Regions from separate parts of the Homo sapiens genome. Here region 2 is linked to region 1. Evidence: chromatin contacts called from ENCODE Hi-C or POLR2A ChIA-PET data. All regions are on one chromosome and are shown on one strand. The core of a region is the stretch at or near the end of the contact, and the rest is flanking DNA. Distances in the headings are between cores, read along the strand shown.

Region 1 (5,960 bases), core at 953-3,452:
GCAATCTTGGCTCACTGCAACCTCCGCCTCCCAGGTTCAAGCGATTCTCCTGCCTCAGCCTCCCGAGTAGCTGGATTACAAGCTGGATTACAGGCGTCCGCCACCACGGCTGGCTAATTTTTTGTATTTTTAGGAGACAGGGTTTCACCATGTTGGCCAGGCTGGTCTCAAACTCCTGACCTCGTGATCCACCTGCCTCGGCTTCCCAAAGTGCTGGGATTACAGGCGTGAGTCACCGTGCCCAGCCGTACCTTTTTATTTGTTAAAAAAAAAAAACAAGGAATGCTTCACAAATTTGTGTGTCATCCTTGCACAGGGGCCATGCTAATCTTCTCTGTAGTGTTCCAATTTTAGTATACGTGCTGCTGAAGCACATTATGCACTTTATAAGGACACACATACCAAGTGGTAGGTGCCCAAGCTTAATTTGTACAATCAACAGAGACAACCTAAGAAACACGCAGCCCTCAGGAAAGTGCTGTGATGACGCTGAAATCAGGCAATGGCCTCCCAAGCCAGGAAAAGATGAAACAAATGTGAGAGGCCAGTAAGAATCCGCAAGACTCAGAAAAAAGTGAAATAATGGCAATTTTTAATAAAATATTTGCTTTAAAATGGGCCCTAAAGGCCATTTTGAATACATTGAATACAGTGCTTTAACTCCAAGTCCCTATGCTGAAATATTTCAGAGTTCTCAGATATTTATAAAATATTTGCATGAAGTCTTTTAGACCAGTGGTTCTCAAATATCAATCCTTAGACCACTACCGAAACTTGATAAATTTTTCACCCCTTTATAACAGAATTATAAAAATAAGAAAGATGTAATAATCATTCCATTAAGCTAAATATTCAATTAAAAGGGTTGTCCTTTTTTTCTCTCTCTCAGGGGGAAAAAAAAACAACACTTTCTCGTTCGCTTTTGGAGCTTCCATACACAAGCTCTTTGGAAGTTATTGCCCTTTAGAGGTAAGAGGACGCCAAACATAGATGCAATTTTTTAAAATATTAGCAAAAGAAAAAGCTGGCAACCATGCATTGTCTTTATTTATTTATTCGGGCTGTTAGATATAAGTTCTAAATTTCTCTTCAAAGAATCAATATGTCAGTATGTTCAATTCTTTGCCTTCTACTTTTAAACTTAACTTCCTCGTAAAGCAACCTTTTTCGATTATCTACTCCACCCTGACTCATTCCGATCACCTGCTCCACCCTGACTTATTCAGATTACCTGCTACCTGCTGCTCTCTGACTCATTCTCCGCCCTGCATAACCATTTTTTTTCCCCGCCAAACCACTCACCCCGTTACTCTCTTTAAATTAACCAATCGGAATTAGTTTAGCCTGTGCGGTCTAACCCTAGCCAATAGGGGAAGGACACAGCAGCAGGGGCCACGTGCGACCGGGATAAGAACCCCTTCCCATCCCTTGTCCAAGTGTGCGCTCACCATTGCTCTGTCTGTAAGGGCACACCCTTCTATAGAAGTACCTTGCCTTGCTGAGAATTAAAAGAAAATTTTATATTCGAGTGCTATTTCTTTTGCGGCACCGAAACTTTATATATAACAGGGATTTTATTGGCTTTTTTGCTTGCTAGTTTGATAGTTCTCTCGTTTTGCTTAATAATTCATAAAAATCTTGATCCAGGTGAGGTGTGGAAAAAATTTAAAATGTTAAAATCTTGGGAGCCCTGCAATTCGGTTTGCAAGCTGCAGGTGCCCCTTTGTCCACCAGATGGCAGGGCAGCTCTGCAGGTAACTTCTGGCGCCGTCTGCTGCTGCCTCCGCCTCTGCCTCTGCCCTGGGAAAGCAGCGCCAGTTCATCTTTCAAAGAATACGTCCCTTCTTGTCTTTAGGGTTTTTCCCCCAAAGAATATTTTCAGCAGAAGTATTTTACATCTCAGTCTAGAGATGAACTTCCCCAAGAGTGTTGTGTGTAGGCTTGCCGGTTTTTTTTTAAATTATTATTATTCACTATAAATCTTTATTAATAAAGATTTAACAAGGACCTAACCCAGCAGTTCAGAGGTACAGAAAGTCAATGTGTGGAAAGAAGACGGAACTGATCGGAAATGTTTATTCCTCTCCTAAATCACCACTGACAACGACAACCACACACACACACACACACACACACACACACACACACACACACAGCTGACGCTCAGAATGCGTAGGGACAGAGACACAGGGAGCAGGACAGGAAGCAAAGGGTAGTTATATATGGCCGAGAGGAACATGGTTCCTTAGTAAGTCTGGAAAATACAGTATTGCCACTCAGGAAAAACAAAGAGGCGCGCCATACTGCCACCCAGTGGTGTGAACTGTTTCTTTCCAGACTTAATGCAAACAAAACCCTTCTTTTTATGCTTCTGATGGTGGCTGAGATCTTCCTCTCAAAGAACTACATTACACAGTACTGCTTGCTCCTACCAGTACCTGACACGGGTGTCAGGCCCAACCACGTGCTCGGTGTATTCATAGACCTTAGTCACGGAAGCACAGTCTTGTCCGGATGCACAGCATGTGAGCACTTGCTCTCCAAACTTACCATCTTCCAGCTCCGGTTAATACAGCAGACCATTCATGCGTCTAGGAACCAAAGAATTACCCTAGGGCCCTGCTATTATTTGGGCAAGAGACTCATAATGACCTTACTTGACTGGCTGCATAAAAAGTCCCAAATCTTCCTGCCATTCCTTTCTCGTCTTGGCCTCTGGGCCGGGAGCACAAAGCCTAGGAAAGGACCCAGGGACAGAAAAAGGAAATATCGAGGTACTGTTTTCCCCCTACCTCCTCAGCTTGGCCTAAGGAAATTTTCAGAGTAACTGAGCTAAGCTCCAGCATCCTCTTCTCTTCTGATATGGTTAGACTTTGTGTCCCCAACCAAATCTCATCTTTTTTTTTTTCTTTTCAGCCACTCAGAGAGATATGTATAACCTCTCTCTTTTTTTTATTTTTATTTTACTTTAAGTTCTGGGATACATGTGCAGAACATGCAGGTTTGTTACATAGGTATACATGTGCCATGGTGGTTTGCTGCACCTATCAATCCATCATCTAGGTTTTAAGCCCCGCATGCATTAGGTATTTGTCCTAATGCTCTCCCTCCCCTTGCCCCCCACCTCCTGACAGCCATGGGTGTGTGATGTTCCCCTCCTTGTGTCCATGTATTCTCATTGTTCAGCTCCCACGTATGAGTCAGAAGATGCCCTGTTTGGTTTTCTGTTCCTGTGTTAGTTTGCTGAGAATGATGGTTTCCAGCTTCATTCATGCCCCTGCAAAGGATATGAACTCATTCTTTTTTAAGGCTGTATAGTATTCCATGGTATATATGTGCCACATTTTCTTTATCCAGTCTATCATTGATGGACATTTGGGTTGGTTCCAAGTCTTTGCTATTGCAAATAGTGCTGCAATAAACATACATGTGCATGTGTCTTTATAGTAGAATGATATATAATCCTTTGGGTATATACCCAGTAGTGGGATTGCTGGATCAAAGGGTATTCCTTGTTCCAGACCCTTGAGGAATTGCCACACTGTCTTCCACAATGGTTGAACTAATTTACACTCCCACCAACAGTGTAAAAGCATTTTTGTATCTCCATATCCTCACCAGCATCTGTTGTTTTCTGACTTTTTAATGATCACCATTCTAACTGGCATGAGATGGTATCTCATTGTGGTTTTAATTTACATTTCTCAAATGACCAGTGATGATGAGCTTTTTTTCATATGTTCGTTGGCCGCATAAATGTCTTCTTTTGAGAATTGTCTATTTATATCTTTGCCCACTTTTTGATAGGGTTGTTTGTTTTTTTCTTGTAAATTTGTTTAAGTTCCTTGTAGATTCTGGATATTAGACCTTTGTCAGATGGATAGATTGCAAAAATTTTCTTCCATTCTCTAGGTTGCCTGTTCACTCTGATAATAGTTTCTTTTGCTGTACAGAAGGTCTTTAGTTATATTAGATCCCATATGTCAATTTTGGCTTCTGTTCCAATTGCTTTTGGTGTTTTTGTCATGAAGTCTTTGCCCATGCCTATGTCCTGAATGGTATTGCCTAGGTTTTCTTCTAGGGTTTTTATGGTTTTAGGTTTTACATTTTAGTCTTTAATCCATCTTGAGTTAACTTTTGTATAAGGTGTAAGGAAGGGGTCCAGTTTCAGTTTTCTGCATATAGCTAGCCAGTTTTCCCAGCACCATTTATTAAATAGGTGCTGGGAAAACACCTATTAAATTATTTCACCATTGCTTGTTTTTGTCAGGTTTGTCAAAGATCAGATGGTTGTAGATGTGTGGTGTTATTTCTGAGGCTTCTATTCTATTCCATTGATGTATATATCTGTTTTGGTACCAGTACCATGCTGTTTTGGTTACTATAGCCTTGTAGTATAGTTTGAAGTCAGGTAGGGTGATGCCTCCAGCTTTGTTCTTTTTGCTTAGGATTGTCTTGGCTATTTGGGCTCTTTTTTGGTTCCATATGAAATGTAAAGTAGTTTTTTCTAATTCTGTGAAAAAAAAAGTCAATGGTAGCTTGATGAGAATAGCAATGAATCTATAAATTACTTTGGGATGTATGGTAATTTTCATGATACTGATTCTTCTTATCCATGAGCATGGAATGGTTTTCCATTTGTTTGTGTCCTCTCTTATTTCTTTGAGCAGTGGTTTGTAGTTCTCCTTGAAGAGGTCCTTCACGTCCCTTGTAAGTTGTATTCCTAGGTATTTTATTCTCTTTGTAGCAATTGTGAATGGGAGTTCACTCATACCAAATCTCATCTTGAATTGTAGTCCCCATGATTCTTACATGTCAAGGGAGAGACCACGTGGAGGTAATTGGATCATGGGGGCAGTTTCCCCCATGCTGTTCTTGTGATAGTGAGTTCTCATGAGATCTGATGTCTTTGTCAGTGTTTGGTAGTTCCTCCTGCACTCATTCTCCTTCCTGCCGCCTTGTGAAGAAGGTGCCTTGCTTCCCTTTCCCTTCCACCATGATTGTAAGTTTCCTGAGGCCTCCCCAGCCATGCTGAACTATGAGTCAGTTAAACCTCTTTGCTTTATAAATTACCCAGTCTCAGGCAGTTCTTTATCAGTGTGAAAATGGTCTAATACACCTTCCTCTTGTGTTTTTCTTCTGCTTCCCAGAGCACCTCTCTTCTAAACTGGGGAATTTGACAATCCTGAGTTCAAATTCAGATGAACTCCCCCGATAGCTGGGTGACATTATACATGATGAGATTTCTTGACCTGATTTCTCATCTTTAACATGAAGATACTAGAACCTCACCAGTGCCTCTTGAGGGGCTTCATCCTCTCAAGTCTAATCTTTTCATAAAAAATACCCCCATACTTCCAAATTGCATGCTCCATTCCTGCATTCCAATCAAAACTCACTTTTCTTCAATACCAGGCTATGTCAGTTTTCAAGAAAGCTAGTTCATTGAATTAATTTACAGTAATATGAAAATGATTAATAACAGCATCTTCTTCCTAGGGTCATATAATCCCATCACAATTGTAGAACTACCACCAGGCATGGTGGCTCACACCTGTAATCCCAGCACTTTGGGAAACCAAGGCGGGTGGATCACCTGAGGTCAGGAGTTTGAGACCAGCCTGGCCAACATGGTGAAACCCTGTCTCTACTAAAACAATACAAAAATTAGCTGGGCGTGGTAGCAGGCAGCTGTAATCCCAGCTACTCAGGAGGCTGAGGTAGGAGAATCACTTGAACCTGGGAGGCAGAAGTCGCAGTGAGCCGAGATCGAGCCATTGCACTCCAGCCTGGGTGACAAGAGCAAAAGTCCATCTCAAAAAAAAAAAAAAAGAATTGTACAACTACTGAACGTTAGAAGGGGGTGGCCCATACAGGTTATCTTGTTCCAATCCCATATTCTCCAGATGACTCATCTGAAGCCTGAAGACACTAAGCAGATGGCCCGAGCCACAGAGGAT
Region 2 (5,960 bases), core at 1,169-3,668, 57 kb before region 1:
TTACTACCACCATTCTAGCATAACACAGTCTTGCAAGGAGTTACCAAACATTTACCAGCCTGCATGCTGTGTATCGTTTAGAAGGATTTCAAGTTCTCCAGATGACTGTTATCTCCACAGGAGCCACAAGCAGGACTAGTTTTAATTATTATTTTATCCCCAGAAGCTAATACAATGCAGATAGATGGTATTCAATTAACATTTGTTACAAGAATTAAAAAATGAGGAGAAAGAAGAAGGAAGGTAGAAGAAGAAAGGAATAGAGAAAAGGAGGAATTGATTTGTGGTGTTAACACCAATTCAAAAACTCATAATAAAAGAGCATTTCATTTAAAGCCAGTGAGATAATTCCATCACCTCTGAGCTGTGTGGCAATGAACAAGTCATTTAACTTCTCTAAATCACAGTTTCTTCTTTCATTTAATAGCAATGCTGTCTTCAGTACATACTTTAAAGAGTTATAATGAAGCAAAATAGAGTTAATGAATTTGAAAGCACTTTGTAAACAGTAAAAGATAGCTGTTGTTGCTATTAAGACTGGGAATCTGGCTGGGTGCAGTGGCTCATGCCTGTAATCCCAGCACTTTGGGAGGCCGAAGCGGGAGGACCACTTGAGGTCAGGTGTTCGAGACCAGCCTGGTCAACATGGTGAAACCCCATCTCTACTAAAAATACAAAAAATTAGCCAGGTGTGGTGGCAGGCACCTGTAATTCCAGCTACTTGGGAGGCTGAGGCATGAGAATCACTTGAAACCAGGAGGCAGAGGTTGTAGTGAGCCGAGATCGCACACTGCACTCCAACCTCGGTGATACAGTGAAACTCAGTCTCAAACAAACAAAAAAGACTGGGAATCAAACTTTAAATTGTACTTTAGTGTGCCTATAGTTAGATCATGGTTTTGTGCCATATAATGATATTTTAGTCTGACAAAACTTGCAAGACAATTATCATGGGTTTATGTCCCAAGTGGACAAAGAAAAATGCAACTCAGTCGTTATCCTTAAGGAGCTCACAGCTTAGTGGAGGAGACCATCATGAAATTAGAAATTATAACACCAGCAGTATTAACTAGTAATGGAAAACCGTATAAATGAGTGGCAGGAAGTCACAAAGGAGGAAGAGTTACTCTGCTGAACAAGTCACAGACTTGAGAGGGGAGTGATATTTGAACTGAGCCATAAAGGATAATAGACACTTGCCAGATGAAAACAGAAAAGGCTTTGGGTGCTTAAAAGTTTGCATAAGTAATACTAAATAGTAATTTAAATATAACTGCACATATTTTTTTCAACTTTCTTTTTACATTCAATGTTATTTTTTAAAATGTACCCATCTAGTTATATGATGGATTCACAAGTGTCTATGTGTTTTCTAGTTGTTTCCTATGTTTGAAATGTGCCATAATTTAAATTATTTTATTTAAGGAAACAAAGAACGATGCCTGGCTACCACAAAGGATCTGAAGTGGTGGGAGGTGGATTTTGGTAGGTCTGAACCAGATCGAGACAGATGTTACATGTTGGCATGAGGAATTTGTATTTCATCGTTTGAACAAAAGAGATTAACATTTAATTATTAAATAGGATCGAAATGATTTTTGTTGTCACTGTTGTTGTCAGAAAGCTAAGTCAAGTGGTAGCACAGAATGAATAAATTTGCTGCAACCAGTAGAGACTTGAACCATTCTTACCCTTTGCTTGCTGTTTCCATGAACAATGCCCTCTAGATTCTAAGAGTAAACCAGACAAGGAAAGATCATCAGAATCTGGGAGACCAAGCATGCTTAAGCCGGTGTCGGTGCTTTCAAGGCCAGTGTACAAAGTGCCAGCCAACATGGTCAAAAGTCCTCTGCCTCATATCAAGGTGGGAGGAGGAGAGAACCAAGCCAGGCATACAGAAATATTTTGTATTCACTTTTGTTTTCCCCAGCTTTACCAATAAGTCATCTTTGCACCACCTTGTACCACATGAGGTCCCAGCCTCAGCCCCAGGATTGAAGGCCAATTGTGTGTTGCTGTGACAGCAAGTATTTAAAAGGAAAATAAAGAAGCGACAAGCTGCGACATGCTATCATTAAGCAATCATAACTTCCTCCCCATATTACGACAATAGATGTCACTCTCTCATCTGGAAGGCAGGCCACGTATAGAAACACCATGTCACAAAGCTTTTCAGACAAAGACGTAGTGGGGGTGAGTTCATTGGGTGCAGAATAGAATATTTTGATGGGTTGCATCCAACCCATTTCCCACCCCCCAACTCCTACATGCTCTGATAAAAGTCAGATCTGTAAAGAACTTCAAAGGCTCCCCAGTCTGACAAACAGTAATAAAACAAGAAATCGAAAAAAAAAAAAAATCTGCCAAAGTGCTTGGAGGAAGCGGAGCTGCCAAGTGCTATGATGGTTCTGTTTTAGTAATCAGCAGACTAACTGCAGGGCACTTCCTCCTAGCGGGAAGCCGAGTCTGGGCTGTCAACTGTGAAGGAGTACAGAAAGGTCAGGCAGCAAAGGGATTCTAAAGGCCTGGAATAAGCGATTGCACATTCTTTCTGGTGATTTTTCTTCTAGTCCACATCCCACCCCAAGCCCACAGCCTGCTTCATCCCAACTGCAATCTCAACTACTCCCTCACCTCCTTCTTCCAAAGAGAAAGATGTGAAAAAGCAAAATCAGTCAGTCTGATCTCACCTTCCCTTCCCTCCATTTAATGGAGGGTTGGGGGTTGGGGAGAGCATGCAACAAGGAAATAGCTCTGGAATCCAGAACATCTGGCTTCTATTCAGACCCAATCACCAACCTTGGGAGCATATTGAAAGCATTTGGCTGTCTCAACAGTCTAAAAGAAGCTATTTATTTCAGACTCAACAACCAGCCCAACCATATGCTTCCATTTGGAAACAATTGGAGGTAAGACAGAGTTTCTTTTTCTTTTCCTTTTTTTTAAGGAGGAAGGTGGAAATAACACAGGACTTTGAGTCAGAGAACTGACCTGCATTCCACTCACTCATCTGCCACTTGCTTGTGTGTGACTTTATTTGACTTCTTACTCTCTCTGCAAATTTAATTACTAAGCTATCAAGCCATGATTAAACTCCCCTCTCATGGAGTTCTTGAGAGGATTAAAAGCACAGGGTATCATAAGAACGTACTGTAGTGCCTGGTATATGATTCCTTCTCTCCTCAGACAAACCACTTACCCATAATTTATTCATTGGGCATCAAAGAACCTATCTGTCTTGTCTGTACCTCCCATGGTACTGCAATAATCAGATGAATAGTGTACGCCTAAGTGTTTGGTAATTTTAAAGTGCCTTGCAGATATGAAGGATTGCAGTTGGGATCATTATTACACCAATAATGTGTAATAATGTGTCAAAGCCAAAGCTTTGATTCCTAAAACCAATCCAGGAAAAACTGTTAATGAAAAGTTTCTAGATGACCACCAGCCATTTATTTGTCCAGGTTGATGACTAATGCTGGTGAGAATTCTTTCCATCTCTTCACCTCTATGGTTTAGTCCACTCCCTAGGTGCTTTCAATCCCAGGTAAAGGTAGAACCTGAGGCTCCATTACTTTGGCAATTAGTGGAGCCCCTTTTATTTCTATAAGCTCGGCATCATTTCCAGGACATTTCTAAACTATCAGGCCTCACTTCTCTCATCTCTAAGACTAGGAATCTCTAAACTGTAAGAATAAGAGCTATCTACATAGTAGTTCATAATTTATAAGACACTTTCACAAATGTACTCCTACCTGCTCCATACAATCACCCTGTGATTGTGTCTAACATTTCAGATGAGGAACTGAGGCTCAGACACTTAGGTGAGCCCAGGGCTCCTTGCTCAAAATCCTCGCTTTCTATCACAGCTTCCAAGCAAGGCAGCATAAGGGAATCCCAGAACAGGAAAGTAACCAGTAGGAACCAATATTAGGTCCTCAGGAACCTTGGAAGACACTAGGAAGCACAGATATTCAGTGAAGACCTCATGTGACCTCAGAAAAAAAACCCTCCCAACTGAGGATTTTGGCCAGGTGAAATTATTCCCCTGTCCAATCCATACTAAACCTTTCACCCGAAACAGAAGATATCACTTCTTAAAATTGTGGAGGATGAAGCAGTCCTACTTAGAAATATCTGGTCTCCAGATTCAGCTGCAATGCCCCGTATTCAACCCCCAGATCTCTTCACATTTCTGGTTCTGTCTTCCAGCTTGGGTCTCAATTTGCCCATGACACCAAGTGGATCTGTTGACTGACCATGTGCCCCTGAACCAGCTCATGCCTCAGCTAGGCAGTTTCAGGGTCTCCTACCAGGTAACCAATCAAGCTTTCTGGAAGGACTTTTAGAGTCATGAAAGTGTCGTTGGAGTCCACTATGACTTTTAGCTAAGTGGAAAAAGCAAAATAAGAAAGTATTTCTTCACCTTAATTTAACTTAGATGCTGGCCTCTCTAGGAGGCCTTTTTTGAATGCTCCTCTTCCCCTGCAGTGCCCTCCCAGTCTGTGTTAGATGCCACTCCTATGTCCTCCGTGGTGCTTTTCACTTTCCTCCAAGACAGCACTCAATGAGTACTGTAATTGTGTGCACATTTATCTACCACTGCTTCTAACTTGTGAAACATGTATTCTCTCTTTTACTGCTAAGTCCATGGTACCTGTTGCAATGTCTTTAACATGATAGGTATTCAGTAATGAATGAACTAGGTAAAAAAATGTATCTGTAAAGACAGAGCTATAATAGGACACAGAAAAATGGAAAGTTCCATACAATGCTGATATGAAGTGATTTTGTTTTCTTTTTGTGATTTGAAATATTATTTATGCTGCTCCAAAGAAAAATAAGATAAACTTCTAAAAAATTTTTTTAATTAAACTTTTAAGTTCAGAGGTACATGTGCAGATTTGTTACATAGGTAAACTTGTGTCATGGGGGTTTGTTGTACAGATTACTTCATCACCCAGGTATCAAGCCCAGTACTCATTAGTTATTTTTCCTGATTCCTCCACCCTCTACCCTCTGATAGGCCCCAGTGTGTGTTGTTCCCCTCTATGTGTCCATGTGATCATGTGTTCTCATCATTTAGCTCCCATTTATAAGTGAGAACATGTGGTATTTGGTTTTCTGTTCCTGTGTTAGTTTGCTAAGGATTTTAGCCTACAGCTCTATCCACATTCCCACAAAAGACATGATCTCATTATTTTTAATGGCTACATAGTATTCCATGGCATGTACCACGTCTTCTTTATCCAGTCTACCATTGATGAGCATTTAGGTTGATTCCATGTTTTTGCTATTGTGAATAGTGCTTCAGTGAACATACATGTGCATGTGTCTGTATTGTAGAATGATTTATATTCCTCTGAGTATATACCCATTAATGGGATTGCTAAGTTGTATGGTATTTCTCTTTTTAGGTCTTTGAGGAATTACCACACCATCTTCCACAATGTTTGAAATAATTTATAGTCCCAAAAACAGTGTATAAGCATTCCTTTTCTTCAGCAACCTCACCAGAATCTGTTATTTTTTTTTTTTTACTTTAATAATAGCCATTCTGACTGGCATGAGATGGTATCTCACTGTGGTTTTGATTTACACTTCTCTAATGGTCAGTGATGTTGATCTTTTTTTCATATTATTGTTGACCATATGTATGGCTTCTTTTGAAAAGTGTCTGTTCATGTTCTTTGTTTACTTTTTAGTGGGGTTGTTTGCATTTTTCTTCTAAATTTGTTTTAAGTTCCTTAAAGATGCTAGATATTAGGTCTTTGTCAGATGCATAGTTTGCAAAAATTTTCTCCCATTCTGTAGGTTGTCTCTTCACTCTGTTGACAGTTTCTTTTGCTGTGCAGAAGCTCTTTAGTTTAATTAGATCCCATTTGTCAATTTTTGCTTTCATTGCAATTGCTTTTGGCATCTATATCATGAAATCTTTGCCTGTTCCTATGTCCAGAATG

What was found. Hi-C counts contacts between places; a loop is a spot of excess contacts on that map. ChIA-PET counts read pairs that join two places held with the same protein, here RNA polymerase II (POLR2A).
Region 2: a map of A673 shows a loop between it and region 1 (5-fold over the local background). The contact joins two enhancer-like sites. A Hi-C loop is called at or near these places in 2 of 168 maps with a recorded cell type or tissue (A673 and endothelial cell of hepatic sinusoid). POLR2A ChIA-PET finds 5 or more read pairs at or near these places in 2 of 52 experiments (HEK293 and naive thymus-derived CD4-positive, alpha-beta T cell).

What each region holds. Positions count from the first base shown.
Region 1 is chr11:122,578,934-122,584,893 of GRCh38, forward strand. It overlaps the pseudogene RNU6-592P. Among named protein-coding and RNA genes, the nearest start is that of TRK-TTT2-1, 22 kb to the left of the region's middle. Within about 2 kb of position 2,203, at least 35 of the 41 ENCODE cell types and tissues checked have a DNase peak (open chromatin) inside an H3K27ac peak, as active enhancers do; they include A673, where a contact is called at or near this core.
Region 2 is chr11:122,521,938-122,527,897 of GRCh38, forward strand. No RefSeq gene overlaps it. Among named protein-coding and RNA genes, the nearest start is that of TRK-TTT2-1, 35 kb to the right of the region's middle. Within about 2 kb of position 2,419, at least 3 of the 41 ENCODE cell types and tissues checked have a DNase peak (open chromatin) inside an H3K27ac peak, as active enhancers do; they include A673, where a contact is called at or near this core.